2 separate regions of the Homo sapiens genome follow, and region 2 is linked to region 1. Evidence: read pairs that join two places in POLR2A ChIA-PET (ENCODE). Cell type or tissue: A673. All regions are shown on one strand. Each heading gives the region's core, and the rest is flanking DNA. Links, peaks and the distances in the headings are about the cores only.

Evidence for each region. Peaks named below come from ENCODE experiments on the same cell type or tissue, not always from the same donor. Only the 100,000 strongest peaks of a DNase experiment are listed, where the experiment ranks them.
Region 2: POLR2A ChIA-PET joins it to region 1 with 7 read pairs; 1 of 35 experiments calls an interaction of 5 or more read pairs at or near these places.

What each region holds. Positions count from the first base shown.
Region 1 is chr9:80,150,215-80,166,857 of GRCh38, reverse strand. No RefSeq gene overlaps it. Among named protein-coding and RNA genes, the nearest start is that of LINC01507, 330 kb to the right of the region's middle. RefSeq lists an enhancer at 9,425-9,926. In A673, for the core only: no CTCF peak of the experiment used is centred there; a DNase peak (open chromatin) is centred at 9,197; H3K27me3 peaks cover 617 bases.
Region 2 is chr9:80,924,142-80,940,784 of GRCh38, reverse strand. It overlaps LOC107987084 (a long non-coding RNA gene), which reads right to left. Exons shown (of 3, transcript XR_001746764.2): 3 at 11,907-11,995. Among named protein-coding and RNA genes, the nearest start is that of TLE1, 760 kb to the left of the region's middle. In A673, for the core only: no CTCF peak of the experiment used is centred there; a DNase peak (open chromatin) is centred at 8,404; H3K27me3 peaks cover 803 bases.

The DNA.
Region 1 (16,643 bases), core at 7,226-12,225:
GTTTCCATCAATTCTCCTCCTAAACTTTAAAATTATTACTTCATTATCTTAAGAACTGCATTTCGATTCAGAAACCTGATGTTCACATGAGATCTATCGATGTAGCATTCATCTACTCATTCTTTCTTTCTGTGACTTTTTGAATGTTCTCTTTGCAGTGTTCTTAATGTTTCTTACACATTTTTTAAATGTGGGGTTTTCCTCTTTCCTATCCTGTTTGCAACACTTTACGGTTTTAATCCAGTGACCTTTCATGGTATTCACTAATGGCTTTTATTTAATCTCGCTTGTTCCTGCTTCAGATTATGACTATTCTTGCATTTTGTTTTCCAACTACTTAGTATGCTGACTTTAAAATCTAGCACCGTTTATTTTTAATTAAGTCTGAAATTATCATTTTGATATATTCTCTTTTGTATGATCTGCGTGCTCCTCAAATGCCTTGCTACAGTCCCTGGTGCTCACATTCTTCTCGGGTCATAAGCAGGACCACCATACATGACTCTGCCAATTGAAACTTGCATACGCATGCACAGTTGAAAGGGCCAGGAGACCTGAAATGCACCTGTGCTCCATCACCAAGTTGGTGCCCTGGCACAGGGCTACATTCTCCCAGAAGTCAAAATGAACTTTTCTTCACTCAAAGGAGTCATTCACTTGTCAAGCCAGGACATATGGTAATATCTTTTCCTAATTTGGGGGTCCAAAATTAGTACCTGTTTCTAGTTTTTCTGCCCAGAAGTTGTGCCTTTTAATTTACTCTTACAACTTGTCCATCTTGCGGCAAATACTTTTTCTAATCTGTTCATCCAGAAAGGTGCTTTTTCAAATGAAATTTTGAGTAGAGTGACCATGTATCCTGGTTAGCCTGGAACATTCTCAGTTTATACCAACTGAGCCCAGGTAATTATTTTTCCCCTTTTTACACTCAAAAGTGTCCTGGTTTTAATAATAAATTATATGGCCATCCCACTTGTAGGTTCCCAGTATGTAGCCTAGGGTATGACTTCTGTTGTTAATTTGTACTCAAGGAGGGGTGGTCAAAGCCGAGGCTCTATTCTCTGATTCTCTTACTGAATTTAAGGAGAGAGGATTTGCCTTGGAATGGATGATCCCTAGTCCAATGATCTTGGCTTGAATTTACCTATTTCTTGCCCAACGTGAAACATTTGCAATTCCCCCTGTCTGTCTTCCCTGGACATTGCTCTTCTTCAAAGGCTTTACCTCTCAATCATATAACTTTCAGAATGTAGGAGAAAGTAGAAGGCAACTCTAAAGGCTCAGGCAGTCTATTTACACATTTGCCAGACTTTAATGATGCCCTGCTACAACCTGGAGACAAAACTATGCTGGGCAGGTGTTTTTTTCTTTTTTGAAGCAGCACCACTCCAGAGTTTTCTCCTAACCAATCTCCTAATGGCAACTCCTAGCTTAAGCCTTCTTTTAGCCTAGACTACTTCTGCCATTCCATGCCAGGTCACAACTGCCTTCCTCTCCCCAGGAGTTTCTGTAGGATTTAACATTCATTTTTTAAATAGAGATACATTCCTTTACTTTCTCTGACATTGATACAGTTGGATTTTGTAGAGGCAACAAACAGCCTGTGTCAGTACTCTCTCTTCCCAAAAAACCAAAAATTCTTACTGTCCTTTATTTTCATAATACCACTGGCTCCAAAGAGCAAGCCCACAGCTAATAATTGCAGGCCCTGAAACAAGAGAAAATACAAATCCCCACATATCATATATGCAAATGTTGATAAGTTATAATTCTACCAGAATCTGTTAGGTTGGTTTTCTCCTCTTCTCTTGAAAATATCCTTAAAAAGAACTTTAAAGGACTGGTTAAAATTTTGAAACATATCCAATTTTTTATATAATATAAAGTCAAATGCAAGAGCCAGTCATCATCAACAGCCTCCCAACCAGAATAAGCTACATAATTTATAGGGCCCAGTGCAAAATATAAATGCAAGGCCACTATTAAGAAGGAGAAGCAAAATATGATTAAATGTACTAAAATAGGAAGTTTTTCCTTTTCTTTTTCAACTTGTTCTGGGTTTTTGTATTTGCTATTTGAATAAAGAACAATTAAAATTTTAAGTGTTTAGCATGAATCTTATATCCTCATGTTACACAATGCCAATTTAAATGCAAATATTTTTATATTGTAAAATGTTTATAGTGAACCTTTTTATATTGTACAATGGCAGCTTTATATGCAAATATAGGCACATTTAACTCATTTGTAGAGTGACCTAAGTGATAAGATTTGTATTGCATAGCTCATACATGAATATATATTTCACTGTTAACACAATAGTGGAAAACTGCACAAAATTAATTCAACTCCTTTTTCATTCCCTTTTTTGTGTGTACATGCCTACAAAAATTTCTGCCTTTGGCTTATTGATAAGTCAGGAAGTACTAAAAGGAAAAGGAACTATGAATTGTCCTATCTTTCTCATTCCTTCTATGTCATCATTTTCATTGTAAATGATTGGCTAATAAAGAGAATTAACATGCACAATAAAGAATATGCTAGAGTTCTTTGATAATTTGTGTTTCTTAGAATGCAATTGCACTCTCTCCACATTTAAAGCAAGTTCTGCTTCAGATGAAAAGCTTAGCCTATCAGGGCTGTTAGCAATCCCACTTAGACATAGACCTAACATGTATACTTGTATTGCTTCGAGTCTCACTGAAGTCCTGTTCACTGTGGGTCTACTAGATTCCATGCCAATGAGGCACTGTGACGGCGTATGCAAATGCAGTGGTAAAGAATGGCAGTGGATGTCCACATGTCATGTACTTCCTCTATTCATGTGCACGCTTAGTTTTCTCACTAGATTTGATGTGTGAAGAACAAGTTCAAGGATGAAATTATTAAGAATAGCAAGATAGCAATAACAGAGTACTAAACTAAGTCTGAAGTCCTTCTCTGTGTGGATGCCTGTATGATTACACAGGTTACATACCAGTAAAGCCAGCAGTAGGCCCACCCTACTCCTCTTCCCACCCCTGACTCCATATTGAACACTATCAAGCATATTTCAGCTCACACATACAGGCTATGTTTCATTCCCTACAAACAGCTATGTGTTGACCACCTGTCCTTGGGAGGACAGAGTTAGGGGAGAGGCCTGTGCAGGTACTCAAAGCAGACTTGAAGCTTTGGCAGGAAGTTTCAGGGTCCCAAGCTACCTAGATCATGGTTTAGATACATAGGATCTGGTCCATGTGGGCATGTGATCTAGATCCCTGATCTCCTCATTCAAACAGGAGGGGAGTAACCAAGGCCAGACCGGAGTGGGATCCTCTAAAGCACAGGGCTCATAGAAGGGACTCCATTTGTCTGGGTTTAGGTAATGCCAATCAGTCAGCCAATGCCATCAATGTTTTTCTCATTCTCATCATAACTCATATTTTAATTTAGCATTTTACATGTTTTATCTTATTTTGAATTTTTGCTGTATTAGTACCATTTCCCTTTTGTTACCTGGATGTCTTTTCACTTTTTGCACATGTCCTTTCTTAAATCAATTTTATTGGAGAGATACTTGAGTAGCCACAAAAGTGTCTGTAGACCTCTCTTTGGTTTCTCCCATACTTATGTTATTAACAATGATATTGTCAGAATTTCATTTTCTGATATTACTGTGAATTGACAGAGCTAAGTGAGACAACTAGAATTAGAAAATTGCAAAACTTTATAGTCTTATGAGATCTATGACTCAAGTAGTTACTAAGAGGCTTGTCCTATGGGTAACAGGACATTGGTGGCATAAAGAAGGTTAGGTCCCAGACCTCCCACCTCCCAGTCTAATGCCCTGTACTTATGTATACTTTTTCAAAGCAGAATTAGCCAGTGATATCTTCATCATTTGACCTCTGGGTTATGAGGCTAGCTCACACCACTGATGAAATGCAGCTCTGGATGTGATGGTCCAAGAGATCAATCAGACCCAGTATTAATACTCTGACAGGTATCTGAAAATATGTACAATGTATTCCTGTGGAAGTCATTGCTAATCAAAGTCTTCTTACTCCTAGAGTTTTATGCTTCTTTCTTCCATTAACAATGAAAATTAGGGCCAGGTGTGGTGGCTCACACCTGTAATCCCAACACATTGGGAGGCCAAGGTGGGCAGATCACCTGAGCTCAGGAGTTCAAGACCAGCCTGGCCAACATGGAGAAACCCCGTCTCTACCAAAAATACAAAAATTAGGCAAGCATGGTGCTGCACCTGTAGTCCCAGCTACTCGGGAGGCTGAGGCAGGAGAGTCGCTTGAACCTGGGAGGTGGAGTTTGCAGTGAGCCAAGATTGCGCCACTGCATTCCAACCTGGGCAACACAGCGAGACTCCATCTTAAAAAGAAAAGAAAAGAAAAGAAAATTGGCACAAACTATAAAACCTGTAACCATCCCACCTATGTAACTTAGAAACTGAAAATATTACACAGCCCAGAATACATATTTAATATTAAACTGAAAACAATGACAACATAGTTAACTTCTAACATTTTGTAAACAACTATTTCAAAACAAGCTTTGGTCAAAGTCCTTGTATCAGTCAAAAATTGCTATTAGATTGGTGTAAAAGTAATTGCAGTTTTTGCCATTAAAAGTAATATAATAATGCTGTGTAACAAACATTGAAAAAATGATTGGTTTACACACCAGACTTGCATGGATTAACAGAACAGATGGTGCTGTTGTGCTTTGTACTGCAGGCCTTCGGGTTCAGGTCTGCAACAGGTGTGTTTTATGTCCTTGGACCAGCAAGTAAGCCACAGTTAGTTCTTCTCAGGGTGATGTCTGATGTCAAGAAAGCAAGTAGAGGCTGGGCATGGGGGCTCATGCCTATAATCCAAGCACTTTGGGAGGACAAAGCAGGAGAATTGCCTGAGCCCAGGAGTTTGAGACCAGCCTGGGCAACATAGTGAGACCCTGTCTCTACTTAAGAGAAAAAACAAAGAAATGCAAGTAGATACATGGGACCTCTTAAGACTTAGACTTAGAACTGGCATACCGTCACATCTGCCTATGTGCCATTAGCCAGTCCAGGTCAAATGACCCAAATTCAAAGATAGGGAAAGTCAGCCCATCCATAATGAAACCATGGTCAAGGTGTAGATGCAGAAAGGATGGAAAAATTGGAGACACTCTTTCAAACTACCACTGGCCAAATGCCAAGAAGAAGAAAGAATTTTGGAGCCATGCTTAGAGATATTAACTATATTGTGCTAAAATATATTTGCTTAGTTCACGTGAGCTTTTTAAATAATCTCTGCTGCTTGTTTAATTAATTGCTGTGTGTAAATATTTCTGTTTTCAGGGAATCTAAAGATTCCATCATTTTATAGGAGAGATGGGTTTTTGATTGTACTTGATTCACTGTTCTCTTTCCTGCAATATGAGTACCACCCAGAGGACCCAGAACAGATGTCCCTTTGCCATTTAGTATTATAGCCATGATATTTTAGTAAGACCTGTCATCATCCATTCTGGAAAACAATCTTAAAAACATGGCTAGGGCCAGGCACAGTGGCTCATGCCTATAATCCCAGCACTTTGGGAGGCCGAGGAGGGTGGATCATTTGAGATCAGGAGTTCAAGACCAGCCCAGCCAGCATGGTGAAACCCCGTCTCTACTAAAAATACAAAAATTAGCCGGGTGGTAGTGGTGTGCACCTGTAATCTCAGCTACTCAGGAGGCTGAGACAAGAGAATCACTTGAGCGTGGGAGGCGGAGGTTGCCAATGAGCCAAGATAGTACCACTGCACTCCAGTCTGGATGACAGAGTGAGACCCCATCTCAAGAAAAAAAAAAAAAATGCTTGGCTGAATTGCATGTAAATTTCAAGTCTTTCCTTTGGAAATCCTGGTAAGTTTAATTTTTTAAGTTAAAGTTAAAAAACAACACCAACAGACACCACTAACAGTATTACTTATATTATAAATAACATAACAGGATTATAAATTATAAAATGGGGGTAGGGACAGGAAATATTTGACCCCAAGGAAATACTAATTATATTAATATCTACCATCTTTGAAAAAGGCCATTTATTTTCTTTTTTTAGTATTCTTCAAATGCATCATATGCATTATACAGCCCTTACCTAAAGAAGTTTTAAAAAACATTCTACAATAGAAAGTTCCCAGATACGGTTTTTGAAGAAGATTTAGTGGAGGGTGGAAAGGGAAGCAGCTAGTTTGAAAATATTATTTAACAAAACTAAAACTGCAACTTTGTTTCATTTTAAAAATAGACATTGCATTGCTTCATGTTTTCATTTTATGACTAAAATACTATGTGTATTGCATTTCTTCAGACAGATGTGAGTTTCTGGGTCAATTTGAAATTTGGTTAATCATTCATTTTTGCTAGCTACTTTAAAATGTTGTTTATATTAAGTTAAATGAAATCAATAAAAGGAAAAATGTCCCAAGCCTTTTATGCAATAAGGTTTCCAGTACAGGCCAGGTCAATTACCCCTCTGATACCTACAATTGGCATTTTAAATGATCAGGAAAAAATAGCTGTTACTGATAGTTTTTCAAAGCCAGCTTGGTTACAAGCCATTTCATAATCTCTGTAGAAAAGTGTTTCAGGAGAAATTAGATTAATTTTTAAAGGCTCTTTACCCTTGGGTTTACTGTAAGAATTCATCACCTTAACACACCATGTTTATTAAGCAATTCCATGTTTTATATATGATGTATATAAAATCTGGTTGTGTGAGGGGTTTATATTTAGCTGTATCCAAGGCTGAATGAGACAATCAGGGTGACAGGATGTTAACATATTAAACATATTAGTAAATAGGGCTTTAATTTTAACAGTAGGAGAGACTTGCTTCTATGCCATATATTATTTTGTTCGAATATTAATCACATCTTCCAAATTTTCCATGATTAATATCTAATGGTCATATTTTCTATGCATTGGGAACTTTTTTTCCCTTAACTATTACACAGTTATTTAATGACGAATTCCTCACAATTGCAAAATGATGTTTAGTTTTTTGACACACTGGTGATAAAATTTAAAATTTAAGGAAAAAAAGCCCTCCTAAGAATTGCATTACGGAGAACAAATCTTGCATTGGCCAAATGGTTTTACAAGGTAAGCCTTTCTGTCTCATTGATAGAACGTAAAGAACCCCTCAGTCACCTCCAGACTTAAAACACTCTATGGTGCAGAAGAAAATATAAATTCCCATCCTTGTTGCTGCCTAATTTTAGTTTGCCAAATGATGAGTCATTTGTTACTTTTCAAGAAATTATTTCCCCAAAAATAGTTTGCCTTATTTATTTTTACACAATTAAAAGAAAGAAAGAAAGGAAGAAAACTAATGGATAGCGAAAAGCAATTAGAAGGAACAATGTGAAGTTGCAGAAGGATTATATCCTTGCAGAAGATAAAGAAAAAAAATGCACGTATATTCTCTACATGCTATTAGAAAGTGTTAGTTTATTATTTGTTGTGTTAAACACATAGACATACAGATTAGGAAATATAATGATTTCTCTGTTGTTTAGAGACATGGAGATCAAAAGAGGACAATTATCCATCCTTCCATTCATTTAGTAAAATTTGAATGAGCACATACTATGTGCTGAGCATGGATGGATAAGACATGGAGAAAGCTACAACCTCGGTAACATTAGCAAACTGACATCCTCTTTCAGCTGCCTAATTTTAAACAGTGCAAACAGATGTTAGATTGAAAAGTTATGTTGTTTATTTTCTTTGAAGAAAAGAAGTGGGAGACTCGGCCTTCCCCCTAAAGCTCCCCAAAGGCTCAGGAGTTGAAATTTGTTGTTTACTGTGTAAAGTAAAAACAACAGTATTTGCATCCTGTTTCCACTGGGGGATTAAAACACAATGGCCCTTAGCTCTAGCGTGGGCTCTGCCTTTCAACCATTTATAATACTGAGTATTACTGCCTTGGAATGAGGAGGCTACAGAACAGGGAGACAATGTTAGAGTTAGTACATTAAAGCAGATTTCTAATTCTGCATAACTAGCATGCATTTACTTCATTAACTAGCAGTTACATTTCCCACGCCTTCAATTAACACTGGTTTCATTTTAAATGCTATCAGTTAAGACAAGATGCGATAAGAAAACATCATTGCCAAGCAAGCATTCCTCAAACACTGTCTGATTTATCTCTTTGGCAATTCATTAAAATGCAAAATATATTGAAATTGATTTTCAGCACTTTCAGGCAGGAATGTTTGTAATAATGTTAATTTGCAAATTTCCTTTTTTTTTTTTAAGTCTCTGTGCTGTAGTCGCCATGTTTAGCTGGAGGCTATTTTTATTGTGCAGACAGAAAATGAACAGCGAACATTTATTTCTCATATCTTTCTGAGAAACCTGAGGTGCATGAAGATATTTGTTCTGTAACAGGCATAGTCAATCTCCTTCACTCGCTTTCGTCGCTATATATCACCAGCAAACTCCCAGCTAGTCCTGCTGTAGCAATTAACCTGCCAGAGCTCTCTCCTGTCAAACTTGTTAATAATAAACTCCTCCCTCCACCACCCCTGAGAGAGACAGAGCTATAGATTCTGGCTCTGCAACTTCCATAGAGGCTGAATTATTCAGAATCAGCATGATTAAGAAGATGACATGGATATTAGTTAAAAAGACATACTTTTTTTTCTCTCTCCCCTGACTGAGGTTTAAACCTATTAAGGTTTAAAGCAGTGGAGGCAACTGATCTTTCCCTCTTTAGTGCACCAGTCCTAAAATAGGAATCCTTGAAAGACTATTTACAATACCTTGTCAATGTCCAAGTTTATGAATAAAAAGTATAAATACCAGGAGGGAAGTGTCAGAGTCAAAATGTACAGCTCGTGTAAATCTAGGAACTGGCTAAAAATAATATTTTCACCCCAAAGAGACAAAAGGAGCGGGTTTGTTTCAAGAAATTAGTCATGTTTCAATTGTTATTCTTATAAGCAATGAAAAAGCTTCTCATGTTTGTGTTTTTTGGGTCAGTTTCAAGTGGACCAAACTGTGATTAATTATAAGTTTAAAATCCGGATACACGCTCTGTCAGATAACAAGTCGTTAGACTCTAGAAATAGCATATCCCTAACAATAATCCTTGTCTTTATGAGGATGGCAGTATTATAAATGTCATAATGGATTGCAAATGAACCAGCTGTTTACATTCTACTGTAGCACATGAATGGGAGGCTAGCAAGCCAGGAAATAAAAAGAGATTGAGGAAAATTTACTGATACCAAGTCACAGAAAAAAGCCCAAGGAACTCAATTTTTACGCATTCCCATCCAATTTACCCTTGCTGACTTTTGGGGGGGAAGTGTAGCTTTTGAAACCAGTTGTATTATTTCACTTTAAGATGCCTTCTAGTATATTCAATAGACCCATCAGAGTTATATGTTCCTTTTTCAGTCTCAAGCTGCCCTCACCATATGAGATTGGTTACTGTCTGAGGACTTTCAGAGAAGGATTTGAATGCAATTTCAAGGGCCAGACAGAGCAGCTTTCAAAACACTGCAAGCCTAGGAAAGCAGGGTTAGTGGCCCAGGAGGGGTGAGAGACTGGTTTTCTCTTTCTCATTTCACTTCAAGCTAAAGCACCTTTTGATCCCAACCAGGTGAATTGGAAACAGCATGGCGTTTCTAATTGAATGACCCCACCCATCCAAGCTCTGTAAAATGGCAATTATCAGTAACTACATTATTGCCAGCATCTTCCGCATTAGCCCATGGAGACTGGTGATTCCTTTGGGAACAGAAACACTTTGCTCTTCCATGTATGATTAAACCTAGGTCCACCCATGAGATTTCAGCAAATAGCCAGGCTGCTCACATGTGCTTGTTAGCAGATGGCCATTTTCTGCACATCAGGTATGAATCATAGGTGTTTGTTATGCAAAGATCTTATTTCAAGTTTCATGTCCTCTTTTATCAGCCAGAACTAGAACCCAGCAAAGGGATGCAAAGGAGGGGTACAATTTTACATTACAAATTAGGAGTGTTGCTTTATGGGGCATTACAGCTACTCTATTTAAAAATCCAATTCAAAAGATAACATTACCACTTTGTTATGTTCGCATTTTCAGATAAGGCACCTTACCCCTGGCTGCAGTTTTCTTATCTCTCTAATATTCATGGAGTGGTAGCTTTTAATTAAACCATCCACAACTCTATGTAACTCAAAGTGTATATTTTACTGCTGAGGGAACCAATAGTCAAGAAAAATTCCATATTTTTAATTTATTTTTAATGCCTGGATAGTTTTATTATCAGTGATGTCATGAACAGTGTTGTCCTACAAAAATGACTAAGTGCTGTGTTTCAGGAGACATACAGATCATATCAGGGGTCCCAAAAGTTCATGAGACTCTTGATTTTCACAGATGGGTTATTCACAGATTTGACTTTGCCAGAAACTCTTCGAGGTCCGTAATATGTAACCATTTGTCATTTTCCCCAGGCATAATTTTATTCACATGCATGGCAGATCCAGAATGTGGAGGTGAGTCACTAAATTACTGATTTCTCCAAATTAACTATCTGTCTTCTTCAAATATAAAATGCATTGACTTCTGTGACATCTCAGACTCCTGATTTTTTTCCAAAGGTCACATTTTCTCGGCCTTGTTTTCAATTCCATCACCTAGATGTTAAGGTCCACACCTCTTTTTCAGTCTTCACACTCTCTTCAGGTCATCTTTTTGATGCCCAGGATTTCAAGTTCTATGTATACGTTGATGACTCACAAGTACAAATTACCCACCCGTATCTTGCTCCTGAAATTCAGAGGCAAATACTCAGCTTCATCTTGCACACTGGATATCCTACTGGCACTTAAATTCAATATATGCAAAATAGAATTCATAATAATAATAGTAATAATGCACATAATATTGAATTAGCATTTAATGCTTATTCTCATAATCTTTACCAAAACCCTAACATGTAGGAGACTGTCATATTCCCCATTTTACAAGGGAGGAAACTAGGACTTAAAGAGGTTAATTGTCAAATGTCAAATGTTCACAAAGAGTTATGATTTGGACCTAAGTGCACCTGCCCAGAGTCTATGTTGTTTATCACCACTCCCATGCTGACTACCCTTAGTTTCCTCTTTCACTTAATTCTTCCTAGTGGTGTTTCCTATTTGGATGGTGCAACTGCTTCAGGGTGACTTTCCTGTTCCCATGGAGTAAGTTGGGTTTCCAGGGCTAAAGTCTACAATTAGTTTTTTAAATTAGCACCTTTTTTCCCCCCCAGAGAATCTGTAATCATGTATTTGACTTTTAAACCTCTCAATAGCCTGGGAAATACACTGGACAGATACCAGCTCCATTTGAAGTTGAGAAAACAAAGCAAAACAAATTGCTGAGGGAGGGAATAGTTCCGAAAGAGGGAACAGCAAGTGCATAAGCCCGGGTGGGGTAAACATAAAATAAAAGTAGCATTCTCAAATAACAGAATCATTTATTTTTTAAGTTAGAGCACAAAGAATGAAAGTGAGGAGGGGCAAGAGGCAAGAGAGGCAGACGGGTGCTAGATCACAGAGGCTTTTACAGGCCATGTTAAAAACCTGAAAATGTATTCTAAGAACAAAACAAGAAACACTTCAGCAATGGGATATGAAAACCCAAAGGTCGTTTATTTAATTCTCAGTCATTGATGGGCAAAACTGATCATAAAGACTGAAGTTTAAAATTTTTTCAATGCATGGAGGATGCTGATGAGGAAGGGCAGAAGAAAAATGATAAATTGTGATCTTTTTACTTATGCATTAAAGGGGCAAGTACTCCAGGGAACCTTGTGTAAGATATTAAGAGAATAGGTCTCCTAATAATATTACATATGTGTGTGTGTGTGTGTGTGTGTGTATATATATATATAATTATATATAATATATTATATATAATTATATATATATAGTATTTTTAAAGCAGTTTTAGGTTCACAGAAAAATTGAGTAGAAAGTACAAAGTTCTCATATAGCCCCAGCCTGCACCCCCTTACTCTACCTCAAACAGCCTCCCTGACCATCCATATCTAGCACCAGACTGGAACATTTGTTACAACTGATGAACCTACCTAGACACATCCATATCACCCAAAGTCCATAGTTTACTTTAAGGGTCACTCTTGGTGATGTATATTCTATGGATTTTGGCAGTTGTATGATGACATATAGCTATCACACCAAGTTGTTTCACTACCCTAAAAATCCTCTCTGCTCTGCCTGTTTATCTATCCCTTCCTCCTAACCCTGAACAACCACTGATGTTTTTACTCTAACCATAGTTTTGCCTTCTCCAGGGTGTCATATTGTTGAAATAATATAGTATGAATCTTATTCAGACTAGCTTATTTCACTTAGTGATGTGCATTTAAGTTTCTTTCGTGTTGTTTCATGGCTTGATAACTCATTTCTTTTTAGTACTGAATAATATTTCATTCTATGAATGTACCACAGTTTATTTATCCATTTATCAGTTGAAGGACATCTTGGTTCCTTCCAAGTTGTGGCAATTATGAATAAGGTTGCTACAAACATACATGTATAAGTTTCGTGTGGACATAAGTTTTCAGCTCCTTTGGATAAGCACCAACAAGTGCAATTGCTGGATCCTATGGTAAGAGTATGTTTGGTTTTGTAGGAAATAGTCACCAAAAACTGCTGCAACATTTTGCATTCCCATTAGCAATGAATTCCTGTTCCTATTGCTCCATATCCTCGTCATCATTTGATTTCGTCAATATTATGTGTTTTAGCCATTCTGAGTAGATACGTTGAAGTATCTAACTATTGTTTTAATTTCCAATTCCCCAATTACATATGATGGTGAGCATCTTTCCATTTAGTTGTCATCTGTATATCTTCTGTGGAGAGATGTCTGTTCAGGACTTTTGCCCATTTTTTAACTGAGTTGTTCATTTTTTTAATTGTTGAGTCTTAAGAGTTCTTTGTATGTTTTGGAAATCTGTTATCACATCTCCTTGATTTTCCCAGCCACTAGGGGTTGTCTGCACTCCTTGGCTTGTGGCCCCTTCTTGCCCCTTCGAAGCCATCAGTGCAGCTTCAGTCCTTAGGTAGTACACTTCTGAACTTGCACCTGTCATCACATTTTTTAACTCTCTCTTTTTCTGTCTCCCTCTTCCACTTTTAAGGACCCTTCTAATTACATTGGGCCCACCCAGATAAGCCAGGATAATCTCCCTTTTTTATAGTTAGCTATTAGCTCCTTAATTCTCCTTTTACCATGCACCTTAACATATTCACAGGTCCTGGGAATTAGGAGGTCGGCACTTCTCAGGAGGCATTGTTCTGCCTACCACAGTGCTCCATAAGTATTTGCTATTTATTAGTAGGAGTAGGAATTTTAAAACAATATGAAGTCACTACTTATAAAATGATTAATATTGAGTTAATAAAATCTTAATATTTTACAGCTGCCTTGTTTCCACTTAATTCAAAGCAACAGTTATTTTTTTTCTTTCTTAGCAGTTTAAATGTATGAATCTGTTTAAAGTATTTAACTTAGTTTTCATAGGAACAAAAACTCTTGTCTTTTCACACTCACCTGGGGCGAAGAATTTATACAATATTTAATTAAACTAAATAACGATAGTGATAATTATACCTGCGATAAATGCATGGGGAGAAGCACAACCGGCTATTGGTAAGCATAGAACTCAGACTCAGCTGGAGAAGCAAGAGAGTTTGGGCTCATCAGAGGAATGCCAACCAGTGACAGACACACAGCATACAGGGAGCATTCATCTGTGTGCTTTGCAGAGGGAATGAAGATTGTCCATTAATCTGGTAAACCAGTTAAGTGGAAGATTTTTGAAGAAAGCTTCTGCTCTGCTTCAAACAATAGAACACAGGCTCTGCAGGCAGACATCAGTTCTAATTCATTCTCACTCATATCTTACAAGGTAGGTTACTTTGAGCAAATTAATTAGTGTCTAAGATGTTCTGTTCCCTCCTCTTGTCAAATGAGGATTAAAATAATATCTACTTCACAGTGTAGTGGTAAGTTCAGTACTAACCTTGTTCTTGCAAGTAAAGATGTTCATTGCATGCTAGTCAATAAATCACAAGTATTTGCATACTATTTTCATTAGTTCCTCGAGTAAATTCCTACACATAAATTGCTGAATGCAAGTGTATATAATTCTCTTAATTTTAATACAGCTATTATCAAAATTATCTCCAGAAATATATGCTCATTTCACTTTTGCCTATAATGTGTGACAGTGTCCATTTCCTTAAAAAAAGTGATAATATTTTGTATCATTTAAAAATTGCCGTTTGACAAAAGCAGTGTTAAGAGGAAAGTTTATAGTGCTAAATGCCTACATCAAGAGGACAGAAAGATCTCAAATTATCAACCTAACCTCACACCTAAAGGAATTAGAAAAATAAAAACAAACTAATCCCAAAGCCAGCAGAAGAAAAGAAATAACTAAAATCAGAGCAGAACTTAATGATATTGAGACTCAAAAATCCATACAAAGGAACTACGAAACAAAAACTTGGTTATTGGAAAACATAAGCAAGATTGATAGACTCTAGCTAGATTAACAATGAAAAAATGAGACAAGAACTAAATAAGCACAATCAGAACTGACAAAGGGGACATTACAGTTGATCCCATGGAAAATACAGACGATCCTCGGAGATTACTATGAACTTCTCTATGTGCACAAACTAAAACATCTCGAAGAAATAGATAAATTCCTGGGTACATACAAGCTCCAAAGATTGAACCAGGAAGAACCAGAAATCCTGAAAATACTAATAATGAGAAATTGAATCAGTAATAAAAAACTTACCCTCCAAAAAAATCCCCAGACCAAATGGATTCACAGCCAAATTCTATATACCAGATGTGCAAAGAACTGGTACCAATCCTACTGAAACTATTCCAAAAAATTGAGGAGGAAGGACTCTTCCCTAACTCTTTCTACAAAACCAGTTTCATCCTGACACCAAATTCTAGCAAAGACACAACCAATAAAGAAAACTACAGGTCAATATCCCTGATGAATATAAACTCAAAAATCCTCAGTAAAGTATTAGCAAACCAAATCCAGCAGCTCATCAAAAAGTTAATTCACCACCATCAAGTGTGCTTGAATCTTGGGATGCAAGGAGGGTTCAATGTACATGAATCCATAAATATGATTCAACACATAAACCTAATTTTTAAAAAAATGTATGATCATCTCAATAGACATGGAAAAGCTTTGGATAAAATCCAACATACCTTTACAATAAAAACCCTCAACAAACTAGGCATCAAAGGAACATACCTCAATATAATCAAAACAATCTCTGACAAACCCACAGACAACATCATACTAAATATGCAAAAAGTGGAAGCTTTCTCCTTAAGAACTGGAAGAAACAAAGGATATCCATTCTCGATATTCTTATTCAACACAGTACTGGAAGTCCTAACCAGAGCAATCAGGCAAGACAAAGAAATATAAGGCATCCACATAGGAAAAGAGGAAGTCAAATTATCTCGCCTCACTGAAAATATGATTCTATACCTAGAAAAACCTAAAGATTTTCGAAAAGATGTCCTGGTCTGATAAACAATTTTGGCAAGTCTCAGGATACAATATCAATGTATAAAAATTGGCAGCATATCTATATACCAATAAGGTTCAAGCTGAGAAGTAAGTCAACAGTACAATCACATATACAATTGCCACAAAAAAGGTAAAATACCTAGGAATACCTCTTACCAATGAGATGAAAAATCTCTACAAGTAAAGCTACAAAACACTGTTGAAAGAAATCATAGATGACACAAACAAATGGAAAAGCCTTCCATTCTCATGGACTGGAAGAATCAGTATCATTAAAATGTCCATACTGCCCAAATCAATCTACAGATTCAATGCTATTCCTATCAAATTACTAACCTAATTCTTCACAGAATCAGGAAAACACTATTCTAACATTCTTATGGAACTGAAAAAGAGACCAAATAGCCAAGGCAATCCTAAGCAAAAAGGATAGCTGGAGGCATCACATTACCTGACTTCAAACTGTACTGCAAGGCTATACTAACTGAAACAGCATTGTATTGACGCAAAAATAGACACATAGACCAATGGAACAAAATAGAAACACCTGAAATAAAGCCACACACCTACATCAACCACTATTCAACAAAGTTAACAAAAATAAACAATGGGGAATGGATACCCTGTTCAATAAGTGGTACTAAGAAAACTGGCTAACCATATGTAGAAAAATGAAACTGGACCCCCACCTCTTATGATATATAAAAATTAACTCAGGATAGATTAAAAACTTAAGTGTAAGACCTCAAACAATAGAAATGCTAGAAGAAAACCTAGGAAATACTATTCTAGACATTGGCCTAGGCAAAAAATTTATGACTACATCTTCAGAAGCAAATGCAACAAAAATAAAACTACAATTGGGGCCTAATTAAACTAAAGAGCTTTTGCATAGCAAAATAAGCTATTAACAGAGTAAACAGACAACCTACAAAACAGAAGAAAATACTTGCAAACTATACATCTGACAAACGACACTGTCCAGAACCTATAAGGAACTTAAATCAACAAGAAACAAACAA
Region 2 (16,643 bases), core at 5,604-10,603, 780 kb before region 1:
AGCCATTATTATTTCAAATATTTCTTCTACATATTTCTCTCTTTCTTCTCCTTTTGGCATTCACATCGTGTGTATGTATACTTTTTGAAATTGCACCATGTCTTGGATGTTCTGTTCTGGATTGCTTTCTTTTTTCCTGTTTTCATCCTTCTTTTTGTTGTTCAGTTTTGGAAGTTCTATTGATGTATCTTTAAGCTCACTGATTCTTTCCTCAGCTGTGTCCAATCTACTGAGTGACCCAAGAAAGTCATTCAAAATTTTTTTTACATTGTTTTTGATTTTTACCTTTCCTTTTGATTTTTCCTTGAGTTCCTGTATGTCTTCCTACATTACTTATATGGGCTTATATGTTACCTCAGTTTTCCATTAGGTCTCTTAATATATTAATTATATTTATTTTTAAATTCTCTGTCTGATAATTTCAAAAGACATTATTCTTGTTCTAATGCTTGCTTTGTGTCTTCAGACTGTATTTTCTCTTGCCTTTTAGCATGCCATATAATTTTTTGTTGAAAGTCAGACATGCTATGTTGGGAAATAGGAACTAAGGTAAATCAGCCTTTAGTGTGGGGTTTTATGTTAGTATAACTAGGATTTGGACTATGTTTAATTTCTGTTGCAGCTGAAGGTAAGAGAGGTTTCAAATTCCTCTAGTTTTAATTTTGTCTCCCCTGTTTTCTTTGCATTTCCCTATAAACTCTTCCTTAAGTAGAATCTATAGCTTGAAGCTCTTTTAGCTGTAATGCACTTATCACACAGAAGCCCTGTTGATGATCTGGTAAATTGCTGGAGAGGGGAAATGTTCTATCATATTCTGACTAAATCTGAATCTTTTAGTTGACCTGTGTTCCTGGGCTATGACTTTTGCAAAGGTTTCTTGGTTTATGCCCCTTATTTTCCCACCCTTCATGTGAAACAGGAAGGCTAGCATTGCTTAATTTCTCTCCCAAGTAAGTGGGATAAGGCTCAGGTAAAGATTTTTCCCACACAGAGTAGGTATTCTAAGATATATTATACTAATACAAAATTGGAGGTCTAGTTAGGCCAACATATCAGGAGACAATTGTCATTGAATTCTCACAGTTCCCAAGAGGAGAAGACATGCCACCCCATCACGGGCAACAAGGGGAGATGCTGGGGTCCATCATGGGCTGAAGTAGTGGGAGCAACTATGGGAACAACCCTTATTTTGGTTTCTGAAGGAAGAAATAAGTGGGGTAAGATAAGCAGGTTTAGGGTTGGCCACCGTGAATAATTTCAGTGGGCTCTGGGGCATAGAGGCTGTCCCTAGTTGTTTCATATCTGGCTTTAGGGTGATTAGAGCAGATAGATAAAGAGTATAAGACCTGATAAAGCAGGTATTTGGGGTGTGGGCTCTGGATTGGTTGGCTTGTATTGAAAAGTACACGCTCAGATGAGTTATTAACTATCTCTAGGAACCAGGTAACCCTGGGAGGGCAGTCCCTTCCAGGGTCAGCAAGGCCCAGAAATGTCTCACATCATAATACAGAAAGTAAAAGACATGGTCAATAAAGTAGAACTTTATTATGGAGAACACTTTGGTATATTTCACAAGGATTACTTTTTCCCTCTGTTGCAGAGGAAATCTTTTTTGACTCTTCATGGTGAGCACCTGGTTTGGTTCCTGGAGGTGAAACCCACAGAAGTGAGGAATCCTCTAAGACCATGGCTCCCAGGATGTCCACACTCAGCCTCCAGCGATTTGTCTAAACTGCCATTTCAGTGTTCCTACCAGTTTATGGCCCAGTAGGTTCTGCTCTGGATAAACAATTCTTGGCTGTGACTATTCATCTTGCCTGTTTCTGTAGATTTCACAGTGGTGGTCTACTCTGAGACTTCTATTCTCTGATAGATCCAAGAAAAGTCATTTTTCAGTTTGTCAAGCTTTTTCCCTTGTTGTAAAGTTGGGAGTGACAGTTTCAAAGTACTTTACATGTTGGAGCTGAAACTAGAAGTATTGTAGCTGAAACTGGAAGTTCAACCATTTATGACTACAATATCAGTAGGACCTTATAATGATTAAAACACTCAGCTCTCTCAAGATTGAAGTTCCCGGTCTCCCACACACCCCATATTTGGCTGAGAAACACAGTAAACTGCAGAAAGAAAACATTCCAACTCATTAAAAATTTTAAAAGCTCTTTTTTTCTATAATGAAATATTTCCGTAAGCAGTATGTGTTTCTAAGAAGCCTGAGGCTGTATCAGAACAGCCATTTACCTGCCCATGAATAGCCACTGGTATGAACAAAGTCATGATGACCTGCAGTAATCCACCAAAGTCAAAATAACATGTGACCACTGTTTGCTGAAACCAGTCCTAAAGCTGTTCTTTTAAACCATATCACTTAAAAAGCAAACCACACCATTTTAATAACTGACTGCATGGAACAATATAAGATGCTGCAAATGTCAAGATCAAGAACTTTCTTGGTCCATACTTGCAAAAGCTTAAGGTATAAAGCCTTATATCCTAGCCTCATTTAAGGACAAACCTCAAACATTGAACATTATTTTGTCTCCCCCAATTTCACTCCTTATCTATTTCTCAATGTTCCAGGCCTATAAACAGGATGATAGGTTTTGACAGCATTCAATCAGTAAAACTCCTCTGCCCTATCCAGATTCAGAACCTATTAAGAGATTGGCAAATAATTGACATAGGTGGACATGTAAATGCCGCCTATATGATTGACATAGTTATATCGGAGGTATGGGTAAAGTCTGCTAGGTAAGTGGGTGTGATATTTACACCTGCGCCTCCATTTAGATCTTGGTTGCCTTCTACTTCTCTGTGGTAGAGATGGCAGAAAAGGCCAAATCTCTCATTCTTGAGTCCTGTTCAAAGATTAGCCTCATTCAATTGAGAAACATTGACATTTACTAAACAGATAACTCATTTCAAATCCACAGGAAATAGTTAAGGGTTTGGGCAAAATACCAGCAGTACTTAGGGAAATGCTTACTTTTGAGAACTCAGAGAATAAGAAATACATGTTCTTTCTTTGAGGGAATAAATAAGGAAATCATAAATTTCATAATTTTTTATACACCAATTAGTAAAATTATGAAATGCTCAAATGTATAGGCTTCAGTGGGCTGGAAAATCACCTATTTAGGCAGCAAATATCTAGTAAAATGAAAGCAAGGGGGAATTTATGACTGCTTGACACTCTTGAAGCTAAATATTGATATAAGTTGTTTATTACCATTCTAGGAATTGAAAAAAGCAGGGTTTTTAAAAAATCATACCCCAAACCAAAAATTTCATAAACTTTTTGAGTTATGCACTTGAAATATCTTAATTGTAAAAGCTTTAAAGACATATGTTAAAAATTTTAACCTAACTTAGGTAATTAAAAAAAAGAATCAAGTAACACTTTATTCAAGCAGAGTAATAAACATGCCAATAAACATTCTTTTTTTTTTTTCTTTTGAGACGGAGTCTGGGTGTGTCGCCCAGGCTGGAGCGCAGTGACGTGATCTTGGCTCACTGCAACCTCCGCCTCATGGGTTCACATAATTCTCCTGCCTCAGCCTCCCAAGTACCTGGGATTATAGCAGTGCACTACCATGCCTGGCTAATTTTTGTTTGTTTTTAGTAGAGATGAGGTTTCACCATGTTGGTCAGGCTGGTCTCCAACTCCTGGTCTTAAATGATTCACCTGCCTCGGCCTCCAAAAGTGCTGTGATCACAGGTGTGAGCCACCATTCCTGGCCCCAATAAACATTCTTAAAATGTCTAAGAAACACAATAGTTTAATTTGACGTAACACAATCCTATACTACTATTTACATCCCCAACCCTGAGGAGGGTAGCACATAGAAGCTACTTAAATGTGTTTAAGTTAATTCTGTTAATCTTTTAAAATATAGATAAAAATAAACAACCAGTTCTGTGTATTGTATCAAAGCCTGTGAAATTAGTTTAGAAAAATTTCTAATAAATATGTAAGAACTGTTTCCTAATTGAAGAAATATACATTTTTAATTGAATATGTTTGTCTTAGTCATTTATCAGATATAAAAGTTTTTAGAAGTATTAAAATACTGCCAACTATTTATGTATTTACTTTTCTTGATTTTTTTTGAGACAAAGTCTCACTCTGTTTTCCAGACTGGAGTGCAATGGCACAATCTTGGCTCACTGCAATCTCTGCCTCCAGGGTTCAAGCAATTCTCCTGCCTCAGCCTGCCAAGTAGCTGGGATTACAGGCGCCGACCACCATGCCCGGCTAAATTTTTGTATTTTTAGTAGAGTCAGGGTTTCACCATGTTGGCCAGGCTGGTCTTGAACTTCTGACCTCAGGTGATCCACCCGCCTTGGCCTACCAAAGTGCTGGGATTACAGGTGTGAGCCACCATGCCAGGTAAAATACAGCCAACTATTTAAATTTAAGCTGGAATTGCAGTACCATTTTCAATTTTCTTTTCTCATTTTCTATTATGTAGTTATTCTTATTTGTGTAAGTCTGAAGAGAAGTGAGCTTTAGTTATCATGTCCACAAGTGACCACTGTAGAAGACATACATAACTAGCAACAAAATGGGAGAGCTAGCTGGAAATACCCATTCATTAGTTTAAAATTTTTCAATAAATATGTACGGAGCATTTACCATTTGCTGGGCAGCATGCTGTGTCATAGAGTATTGAATGAGAAGATGATTTCCTATAATTCTGAAGCTTATATTTCAGTAGGAGTAAGACAGATAATAAATATACCAACTACATAAATAAATAAATAGGTATTCAAGTGGTGATTATTGCTTTGTGACGATGATAGGAAGTGACAAAAATTTGTGAAATTGGTTGGACAGAAAAGACCACACAAAAAAGGATAACATTTAAAATGAGACCTAAGTGGCAAGAAGGAGCCAGGCATGTGAAGAACTGAGGCCAAAGCATTTCAGGAAGATAACGCAGGCACTAAAAGTCCTGAAGGAGGGAACATGGTGGTGTCTTTGAAGAAAAGAGAAAAGATATATATGAGCATGGCATTGAAGAGATTGAAGGAGAGTGAAGGGGAGATTGATAACACATGGGTCTGGATAGTTGGTAGAGATAAATCGTATAGGCTCCTCAGTTGTGGTTACAGAGTTCCAGTTGCATTCTAATGCATTTGGAAGCCATCACAGGATTTGCATAGAGAGGTTAAATGAAATTAATTATGTTTTAAAGATTATGTGTAGAAAATTGGATGGGGGAGGACAGAATGGAGGAAGAGATATGAGTTTCAAGGCCTATAGAGCCAGGAAAGAGATAATGGCTGGTGGGAGATGGCAGGAAGAGAAGTGGAGAGATTATGAGAGGTTTAAGCAGAAGAATCAAAAGAATTTGTGGGTGGAATGGCCTTATGGAATAAAAGAATGACAGAAATCAATAAGCTTTGGGTTTGAACAACTGAGTGGTGGGAATGCCATTTACACTGACTGGGAGAGGAGCAGGTTTTGGATCGGAGAATCCAGAAGTCTATTTTCATATGTTGAGTTTGGAACATTTATTGGATATCCAGGTAGAGACAGTTTAATAGATGATTGGATATATGAATTTGGAGTCTAGGAAAGAGATCTGGGTTAGAGAAATAAATACATATTTTAGCAGTAGATGAGTATCCCTTAAAGCCATAAGGGAAAGATGAATGAAATTTCTAGAGAGAAGTTGACCCTGGAGCAAAGGGAGTCATAGGACCTGGGGCACATTTAGAGGTTCAGCAGAGAAGGGCCCAGAGAAAGAGATTGATGTCACATGCCCAATGCTTGGTATGATTCTCCCTTAACAGTCTTGATGCTAGAATATTATTATTCAGTTCTTGTCTTTGGGACAGAACTACAAGAGTATGATCGAGGTTGAAATTAGTCACATTATTTTTTCTTTTCCAAAGATGTTGTAGAATTAACTATAAAGAATGAGTGGCTCATTAAGTCGCCCTTGTAAGGCAAAAGAGGCAGGTTAATCCTTCAACAGACTCCACGATGGGCACATGAAGATTATGTTTGCCCCTGCCCACAGGTATTTTTCCCCTACCTACGCTTCCTTGACAAACTGACAATGTTTACATCCTAGTGTCCCAATTCAATCAGCTATCCATAAAGGATTGTGGCCAAAGTCTTTTCTATTTTAGCCATGAGTCCTGATATTCTAGATCTACATATTATACCCTATAATTATACATACTTCCACAAGTTTCCTAATCCCCAAATTCCTTGCTTCTTAAACAGATCATTTCCCTCTAGAGCTTGATAGTTCTTGCCAGTCTCCTCAACTCTTCTGGAGGGCTGCACTGAACATTTTCCTTGTTACACTATTGGCATCCACGGCCTCGCGCAATTCTTGTTAGAGCAAGTTGTTTCAAAGGCACTGCACAAGCTCCTCAAGAATTGCATTACAGAAAAAAGATGAAATGAGAGCAACAGATGTGATCTCACTTCTATTTTCAAATCCCCCTCTGTTAAACAGCAAACAACACAAAGTCCAGATTCCATGGCTCCTCCCTGCCAAGAACTGTTTGGTCATTCTTTCAAGGGGAATCCTTAGGATGTTGGAAATAGCAATCAGCATAGAGAACAAGAGAGAGCTGAGACCCTATTCTGTGATATTTTTTCATTAGTGTTATATAAATTAAGGTTCCTCTACTCCCCATAATATGCTTTCTGGCATATAGAATGTGTTAGACACCATATATAAGCTCATGTTCTTGAATTTAGGCTTCATATAAATGAGAGGTTAGAGGTTCCCAAACTTTCTGATTTCCTGACACCCTAATGTCTCAGTAGTTTTTCTCATGGCACTTCTAACCCATAAGAAATGCCTGACCATTCTGTTATTATTATTGTTTTTAATAGTGAGGTCCAAACAACTTAATAGTACTAGTTTGTGTGGTGTTAGACAGCTGTTGCTGGGTTTGAATTGAATTGAATTGAATTCAATTCAATTTCCTTGAAAATATCAAAGAAATTGAAATATCAAAATTGAAAATATCCTCCAGTGCTTCTGTGAGTTGGCTGCTGCAGGCATCTTGGTGCTCGTTTGGGAACTCTGTGGCCATGTGAATAGCTAAAACAACGTCAAACCTGACACTCCCAAAGCATCTCCCATGGAAGAAGATGTCCTGATCTATAAGGCTTCTGCATTCTTTAATAGACATCTGGGCTTTGAATATTTGGGAAATTGTACTTCATGACCTTTGGAATTCCCAATTTCCAGCAAATATTAAACAAATGGCAGGAAAGTTAATCTTTTCCACAAGGAGTAAAGGAATTAGTTCAACCATTCACTGTTTATTATTGGTAGCAATTGTGTGCAAAATAAGGCACGTTTATGTAAATGTGAATGCTCTTCCAACTCAATGTCAATCTGAAAGTTTATAAAACATAATAAAAAGCTGGGCCCTGGCTGGTAGTGCATGACACATGTTTAGCATTCGTTCCCTTTCTCTTATCCATTCTAAATGTGAAAGCCTGCCTGCATTTAATCAGGTTCTCCCATCATTAACAGCCTATAAAAAGGCACAAGATGATAGAAAAAATATTTCTGAGTATTTAAAGCAAAAAAGTGATGAATGATGCATTTCCCCAGAATTCAGGTGTTCTTCCTACACAGTCCGCCTGTGAACATTTTACTGTTGGGTATAACAGCCAAGTTTCAGCAAGCAGAACAAGATGTTCCTTTGCTTTCTATCAGGGGATGTAAAATGTTTGCTTTTTCTTGACTGCATTCAAGATCACTAGCGAGTCTATGAAGTGAATGCGGATATAAGGGTCAGGATCTGTGACTGGTACAAGAGGCACAATTATGCTTCATTGCCCATATATTTTAAAATTCTCTTTTGTTCCTTATGTATGTTCTTATGTATGGCCATTTCACACGTTCCCAGATCTGGGTGCAATACAGTTTGGATCTAGCAGTGCTGAATTGTCCTGCCATGGAGATTAAAAGAATATATCTGAGTGTAATTAGTTAATTGACTGCTTAGCACTTTGAAAAGCACAAGCTGGGTGTTTCCTGCCCTGGAGTCCAAATTCAGAATGACCACCCACGGTCTGTTCCACACATGAGGTTGAGGCAAACCCATTTATTTTATTTGAGAATTGGTCAAAATATGTGTGCCAGATGATCTTCCTGCCAGAAAAACATATTTCAATCAGAAATGATGGGTCAAGCATTTGCTGAGAAACAGGAGAAAGAGGAGAAAGCAAGAGCCTGGCCCAGTTTGTATATGTCAACCCAATGTTGCACAAGACAAAGTTCATCCACGTATATTATGAAGTTTGCTTTTCTGTATTTCATTTTGACTTTATATAAGACTACAGTGGAATGGAGCCAGATCTATTATTTCTTTTATGTCTAGGATGTAGGCGTGCACCCCATGCTGCTGGAGAATACCACTCAGCATGTGTTGGACATTCAGTAAAAGTTTACTGACTCAAACCATGAAAGCATTTCCACTCACTTCCTCTTTGGAGCAGGTCTTGCCAGACAGGCAAATGGCTAATGATGGAGGCTGGGTTATGGCTGGGAATTATTTCTAAATAATTGGGAGCACTGAGAAACAAAGATCAAAACCAAAAGACCGTGGAGGAAAACTCAGGGTGAACACAGTGCCTAACTGACAGAACCTAGATTCCATACTCTGGTTGGCAACATATCAAGAAAGCAACTCAAGAAAAAACAAGGCAGAAGGGGATATTCTTATCTGGTTTTTACATGTTTCCCTTTTTGTTTTGTTGTGGGGGAATTAATAGAAGAAATGTAATCTCTAGATGACAACTATCATTTGCCCATGTTTTCCAATTCCCATCACTGTCTGTATACGACCTTTTTTTTTTTGAGATGGAGTCTCACTCTGTCACCCAGGCCGTAGTGCAGTGACGTGATCTCGGCTCACTCACTACAAGCTCTGCCTCCCTGGTTCACGCCATTCTCCTGCCTCAGCCTCCCGAGTAGCTGGGACTACAGGTGCCCACCACCACGCCTGGCTACTTTTTTGTATTTTTAGTAGAGACGGGGTTTCACCGTGTTAGCCAGAATGGTCTCAAACTGACCTCGTGATCCTCCCGCCTCGGCCTCCCAAAGTGCTGGGATTACAGGCATGAGCCACCATGCCTGGCCTATATATGACTTTTTAATTTTTATTTTAAAAAATTATTTTAGGTTCAGGGCTACATGTGCAGGTTTGTTATATAAGTAAATTCATATCATGGGGGTTTGTTGTACAGATTACTTCATCAGCCAGGTACTAAGCCTAGTACCCAATAGTTACTTCTTCTGATCCTTTCCCTCCTCCCACCCTCCAGCCTCAAGTAGGCTCCAGTGTCTGTTGTTCCTCTCTTTGTGTCCATGTGTTCTTATCATTTAGCTCCCACTTATCAGTGAGAACATGCAGTATTTGCTGTTCTGTTTCTGTGTTAGGCTGCTAAAGATAATGGCCTACAGCTCCATCTGTGTTCCTGCAAAGGACATAATCTAGTTATTTTAAAGGCCGCATTGTATTCTGTAGTGTATAGTGTATATGTACCGCATATACTTTGTCCAATCTGCCATTTATGGGCATTTAGTTTGATTCCACGTTTGCTATTGTGAATAGTGCTGCATGCATCTTTATGGTAGAATGATTTGTATTTTGGGAGTATAAACCCAGTAATAGGATTGCTGGGTCAAATGGTAGTTCTGTTTTTAGCACTTTGAGGAATAGCCACAATGCTTTCCACAATGGTTGAAGTAATTTACACTCCCACAATTTATAAGTGTTCCTTTTTCTCTACAACCTCGCCAGCATCGGTTATTTTTTGACTTTTTAATAATAGATGTCCTGACTAGTGTGAGATAGTATCCCATTGTGGTTTTGATTTGCATTTCTTCAATGATCAGTGATACTGGGATTTTTTTTTTTTAAATATGTGTGTTGGCCTCCTGTATGACTCGCTTCAGTCAGACCCAATTTTTAAACTAACAACATGATTTCTTGAAATGTAAGAATTTGAAGTGAGAATTACAGAGTGTACTACACCCAAAGGCATAAAAATAATTATTTATTGAGTGAATACAGTGTACAGAGTACTAGGCAAAGTATTTTACATGTACTATTTAATATTTTGACAACACAACAAGATATTATTACTATTATTATCCTCTTTTCAAAATGAAGGAACTGAGTATTAGAGATTTTTAGTTATGTGACCATGGATATAAAATTAGTAAGAGGCAGGAGCTAAAATTCTAACGTAGGCTGTCAATGAGAACTAACACTCATATTACCTCCCTTTGCAATCTCCCTGGAAAACCATAATCCAAATGTAGACATGCAGCATAAAAACATGAAAAGTGCTGAAGAATATTTTTGGTGCAACATATGAGTGAGGAGAAATGAACATGGTGCAGAGATAAAAACGAAGCAATGAGATTTCTTGAAGATTTTGGAAGTCATGGCAAATACATGAGGAGAATAAATGTAAGATAAATGGCTTGTCAAAGAGAGATTAAGTAAAAATAGTAACACTGAATAGTAATTTTAAAAGATGTTAATTTCCATTTTTTTTGAATAGGGAAAACACCTGATTCAAAATTTAACAGACACAAAAGTATATAAATATGTAATTCTCTCTCTAAGCCCCTCCATTTCTCTGTGCAGGGGCAGCTGCCATCACTTTTTACAAGGATATCCTTGTATTATGTATTCAAAATTTATTTTCTCTGGATTTGGATAATCAGAGAGGCCTTTTGGACATTAATTTTGGAATAGTGAAGTAGTGGTTATTTGCAAATACTTTCTCAGATATGCCTTCATTTCTGTAAGTTCTCACAAGTCTGGAATTAGATAATCCACTTTTGACTAAATGCCTTTATGTACATTATTTTTTCTTGACTATAGTTATCCTGATGTACAATAGATCTCAAATTTATTCCTCCTGTCTCTCTGACATTTTTTATCCTTTGACCAGTAACTATCTATTTCTTTCCTCCTCCTACCCAAGCCTCTGGTGAACATTGTATGCACAATGGGATACCATTCAGCCTTAAAACGAACGGAAATTCAGTCATTTGCAACAAAGTGGGTGGACATAGAGGATATTATGCTAAGCGAAATAAGCCAGATACAGAAAAACAAATGCTGCATCATCTTATTTATATGTATATTATATTTAAAGTTTTCTAAAAAAAAGTGAGTGAAACAAGATCAAAAACAGGGATTCCTTACCTACCATTGAGAAGAAATTGCTTTCAAGTACTTTAGAAGAACTAAACTTTGTAAATCATTCTTAGCTCTTCATTAAAATAGCCATTCAAAGCATTTGAAAATCTCAACTGCCTACTTTCCAGTACTTTCTTTGCCTGCACATATATGCAAATACATATGTGTATGCAGGTGTACAATACTTTCAAGTAATTATGTATATCTATATCTATCTATCTATCTATATATATATGAACTTTTATATAGGATTGTAAGATATATACTTCTACATATAAAATTTGAACTTTTCACAATTTCAGATTCTTCCTGTCTTTGGTGTATCTGCCTTGCTGAGTTCCATGTGGGCTTTATCTTTACATTATGATGGAGGAGAGACAGCTGTGTCCTTGAGAGCAGCATAGAGTTAGCCATAGCATAGTGGGAACAGTCGAGTGTGAAAACAAAGAGGCAACCTGTCTTTATTCTTTATGTTGACCAGGACCTCACAAGTGTACACTGGGCAAAAAAACATACCTGCAGCATAGTCACCTACACTCCCATACACTTCTGCATATCATTTGGGATACATCACAACCCTTCTCAGAAATCTTTCTAGACTGGGCACAAAGAAAAGTGGTAAAATTTTGTAACTGGTCTTGATCCTGCTGAGTCATTCCAGGGCATGACCAGCAAGACTATAGAAACTTACAAGTCAAAGCTTTGGGGCTTTGTGGTGTGTGCCAAGGATAGTTCTGGAAGTAATTTCAGGTCCTGCTCACTCCACATCAGAGGGTTCTCTCATTCTCTATGGAAAAAAGAGAGTGGTAATGGTTTTATCTTGAGAGCTTGAAAGCTTGGCTCTGAAAAGGAGGACTTCTCTTCATAGAGGGATGTAATGTGACCGGCAAGAATTTTGGAACTAAACAAATCAATTTTTTTTTTGTTTGCTATTGCTAAATATATTACTGTGGACGGTTTCCCTGGTCTGAGTCTAAATCTTCTCACCTATGAAATAGGGATAATCATCAAATAATAATGTCAACTTTGCAGCTTTGTAAGCATTATATGAAATAATGTATTCATGCCACTTAAGCATATTGATTTGCATTAGTCAATGTCAGTTTCCCTGTACCTACACTGGAAGTGGGAAAAGGATGCTTGCAGGGAAACCCAACGACCTGCCCTCATCTCTTTCTCAACACAAGAAAAGCCTCAGATTCTGGGGATGTTCCTGTGGGAAGTGGAGCTTGCAGAGATTTGAAGCGGTTTGTGATTTATTTTCTTAAATTCCCACTCCTGTTCCTTCTCTTCTTCTTTTCTTCTGCGAGAGAGGAATTGGAGGGATTCACTTCCTGGGCACAGGTGTACAAAGTGCTCAGTCTCATGGGAGCAAGAAGCATAGTCTGTTCAGCTAAATACCCCAAACTTTCTGTCTTAGTTTGTTTGTGCTGCTATTATAAAAATACCTGAGACTGGGTCATGTATAAACAACAGAAATTTATTTCTCAAAGTTCCACAGGCTGGGAAGTCCAAAATCAAGGCACCTGCAAGTTTGGTGTCTGATGAAAGCTTGTTTCCTATACATGGAGCCATCTAGGCATCTTCACATGGCAGGAGGATCAGAAGGGCAAAAGAGAGGGCTGAATACCGCTTGAAGCCTCCCTTTTAAGGGCATTTATCCCATTCACGAGGGAGGAGCCCCTGTGACGTAATCACCTCATAAAGGCCCCACTTCTTATTACTATTGCATTCAAGATTGTTTCAACATGAATTTTGGAGCAAACAAGTACTTTCCAAACTGTTTTCTTACCAAAATGCTTATTTGTCTTGCAGCATCACATTTCAACATAGAAAGTAGATAGAAATGTGACATATATATGAAGAAATGGTCCTACCCCAAACCCTGTAAGGGTTTGTCCCCAGTGTCCAATGTCTTCTATGATGTAAGAGAATAAACAGGGCCAGCTGTTGGTCGGAATGAACTCATAAACATGTCTCAATATCCACCAGTAGCATTTTTTATTGAACTGCTACAAATTTCCAGTATGATTGACTTTTCTTACCTGTTGTTATTTTTTGTATTTTATGTGCCATTATTAATTATTCAAAATTGGTATCTTGGTTATGCCACTGTTTGACAGAACATGCACACCTCCCCTTAAAAACATATAAAAGATGAGAAACTGCACCCTTGTGAAATTTAGAATCTCTTTGAGACTTTGAGGTTTAGTGTCTAATAATCACTTGGTGATTGAATTTTTATGTTTTTGACATTTTTCTAAATGAATTCTTCTCTGATGCTAAACCTGGAATAGTTGCTTGTCTTTCAGTGCATTGGATTAAATGTTAAGGGGGGAGAGAATCATCCAGGAAATTCCCTTTGGTATTGTAGCAGATGTTAGGCAATAGTAGGGAGTCAATTGTGAAAGGGTTACTAGACATGGTCAGGACCCTGTGATAATCTGATCACTGAGACCTGTTCAAAGCATTCAATATGTGAAATTCAGGCTGATTCAATCATTCTCTATGGCCACCCAGGCAGCTTCCTTGAGTATATTTTTAAAAAATGATCCAGACAGCAGCTGCAGAAAATTTGGGGACACTTTTCCCTTTGAGTGAGCATTTCCAGAAAGAAAAATAAATAAAATGTCAGAGTTGGTTCATCTGGTTTGCAAGGCAAGCTCTCCCTCTTCTATGAAGGAGGTTGAGTTGAGGAACGTTGTGGTTTCTGGGATTCAAAGCCGGAGACACAGCACAACGCACACCTTATTTGAGAGCAATTCACATCATACATTTTCATAAGGCATGGACCAGAAAGCAAGCTTTGTTTTCAAACTGTGTTTCCTTGGCACTGGTTGCAGCAATTTGGTGTGTGGTTCATTGTCAAAATGCTGTGGGTGGCAAAAGCAATCAACTAAGGGTGCATGAAATATTTAAATTGGGGTGGTTTGCTGAGGCCATTTACTCAACTCTTAACACCTGTACTCCAATGACAACAATTAAGCCTCTTGTAGGGTAATACTCTGTATCATATGATGTGAGAGTTGGCAGAAACCATACTGAGCAAACTTTTGTGTACTGGGCCACACAGTAAATATTTAAAGCTTTACAGGCCACACAGTCTCTGTCACAACTACTCATATCTCTTCAATTCTGCCATTATAGAACAAAACCAGCCGTAGACAAGACATAAACAAGTGGGTGTGGTTGTGTGCCAATAAAACTTTATTTATAAAAATAGTCAGTGGCTGGATGTGGCTCACTGATTGCAGTTTGCTGACTCCTGGTTTAGATACTATTGCTTCCTTTTGCAGATGAGGAAAGAAAAACCCAAAAAGATGAAAAGAGCCTGCCACTGTCATGGGCCAGTTAGTGGCAGGACACAAAATATCAAAATTCCATATTAAGTTCTGCTATTTTTTGCTCACGGTTTTATGTTTTGCACATAAAAACAGTCCCTCTGTTGCCTCAGAAGCCTGAAGAAGCAAGAGACAACTTTCCCCTCTAGGTTTTGTCATTACCCTAGCTAAAGCAAATGTCTCCACTTGAGAATGCTACTATTCTTTGACATTTAATATAGAAGAAAACTTTAATAGAATAGACATGTATAAATATGTTTAGGAAATATAAGCATTTCAAATATTGAATTGGTTACTTAAAGCCATAAGGGTAAAATCATTGCTAATAGAGGAGGAAAAAAATGATTTATATATTAATACATCTTTGCTCAGAATGTTGGCATCCTTGTTTTCCAGGATGTTCATTAATATCCTCCATTTATTTTAGTTTTACCAGCCCTTCACATTTTCTGTGAGGCCTTGGTGTTTTGTGAAATGCCAGTTACCGGTGACCTCAACTGCAATAGCACTTATTTCATGTGCTTCTTTTGCCGTATTCTATCCCTTTGGTGATGTTATGACCTACATTATTTTAGTTACATTATTATTTCTTTTTCATAATAGTTAATAAAGGAGAATTAAGCAGTAAAAAGAGAAAAAGAGGATAGATAATTTTTAATGCTGAAGAGAGAGAGAAGGAGAGAGAGAAAGAAAAAGAGAGAGAGTTTGATGGAGACATCACTGATAATTCTCCCTATTAAGAAAAAGAAGAGTAAGAAGTGGGTGAGGATCACAGGCCACCCTGTTATGCTGTGTTTGGATGAGTTCTAGTTCAAGATCCTGCCAGGCAGGGATAGCACTTTATGAAGACCCTAAACTTGGTGGGAGGAAGGATGCTTGCACACTGCCTGGGTTAGTGTTCTAGGAAGCTGACCCAAAGGCTGCTCCCCCCACAGCAGATTCTATGGATCATTAATTCTGATACATATGAACATGTGTTACACAAATAAAATGTTTTTTTACTGAAGTAAATTTGGGAAGTGATGGATTAAACAAAGCCCTAGTCTTTTTATGTGAGGGCTTCTCAAAGCCTTTAATGTGCCAGTTATTTAGGAATCACCAAGACAGGGATAGAGTGTGCAGTGGTTTCCTAACATACCAAATGTTTCAATCATGTTATCACGAAACACTGAATGAGACAAGCAACCCCCAGAACATCTCTGGGAAATGCTGAATTCAGTTCTGCATTGGTGGAGTCTTACTTTCTCCAGTGGCAGACCCAACATATATGTCCTTCAAGGTTAGCTTGGGACCTGCTCAAGAGCAAGACAGTAGAACACTTACTGAATAACTAAAGGATAATTATTGATGGGTCAGCAGGCCAACATGCACAATGACAGAATGCATAGACCTGATTTACTTTCATATCTGTTTTTTCAAATATTCTTTCATTCCTTCCGAATAGTTCTCCCTCTGTGTCATGTATCCTTATTCCTTGTTCCATCCTCCTGATGCAAACAAATGCACAATTAGAGGGTCCCTGATGACCCTGGGGCCCACAGAGGTCTTCTGCTTCTCTTTGGCCATTTTAACTGTGAAACAGAGCCAGAGGTTGTCTGAAGGTGTTTAAGTTTTGAGCAAAGCTCCTTCCACTGCAGCCTCCCCACCTTGTTCCTGCCTCAGGGCCTTTGCCCAGCTCTCCTCTCCTGCCCCTTCCCCTTTTGCACCTGGCACTCCTGGTTTTACTTATCCTGCTTTATTTTTTTCTCATCACTGAGTAGCATTTAAAACACACCATTTACTAACTTATGATAATCAGCCTATTTAATGAATGTTATATTTTGACAATGACGTGTTTAATTTCTCAATTCTCTAATTAGTTTTTATATATTAACCTGGTTTTTTTTATGAATATAAAATCTTTTGAAATTTCTTGTTTGTCTTCCATCCACTTCCCTTACAAACCACAGTTGCTCTTTCTACCTCTTTTATATGAAACTTTCTCTGGGAAACTACACCTTTAATTTTAGCCTAAATTTCTTCTCACCCATCTCCCTAGAAGACTAAACAAGCTCAGGGTAGACTTATTTACAAGTTGTGATATTGACACTAATG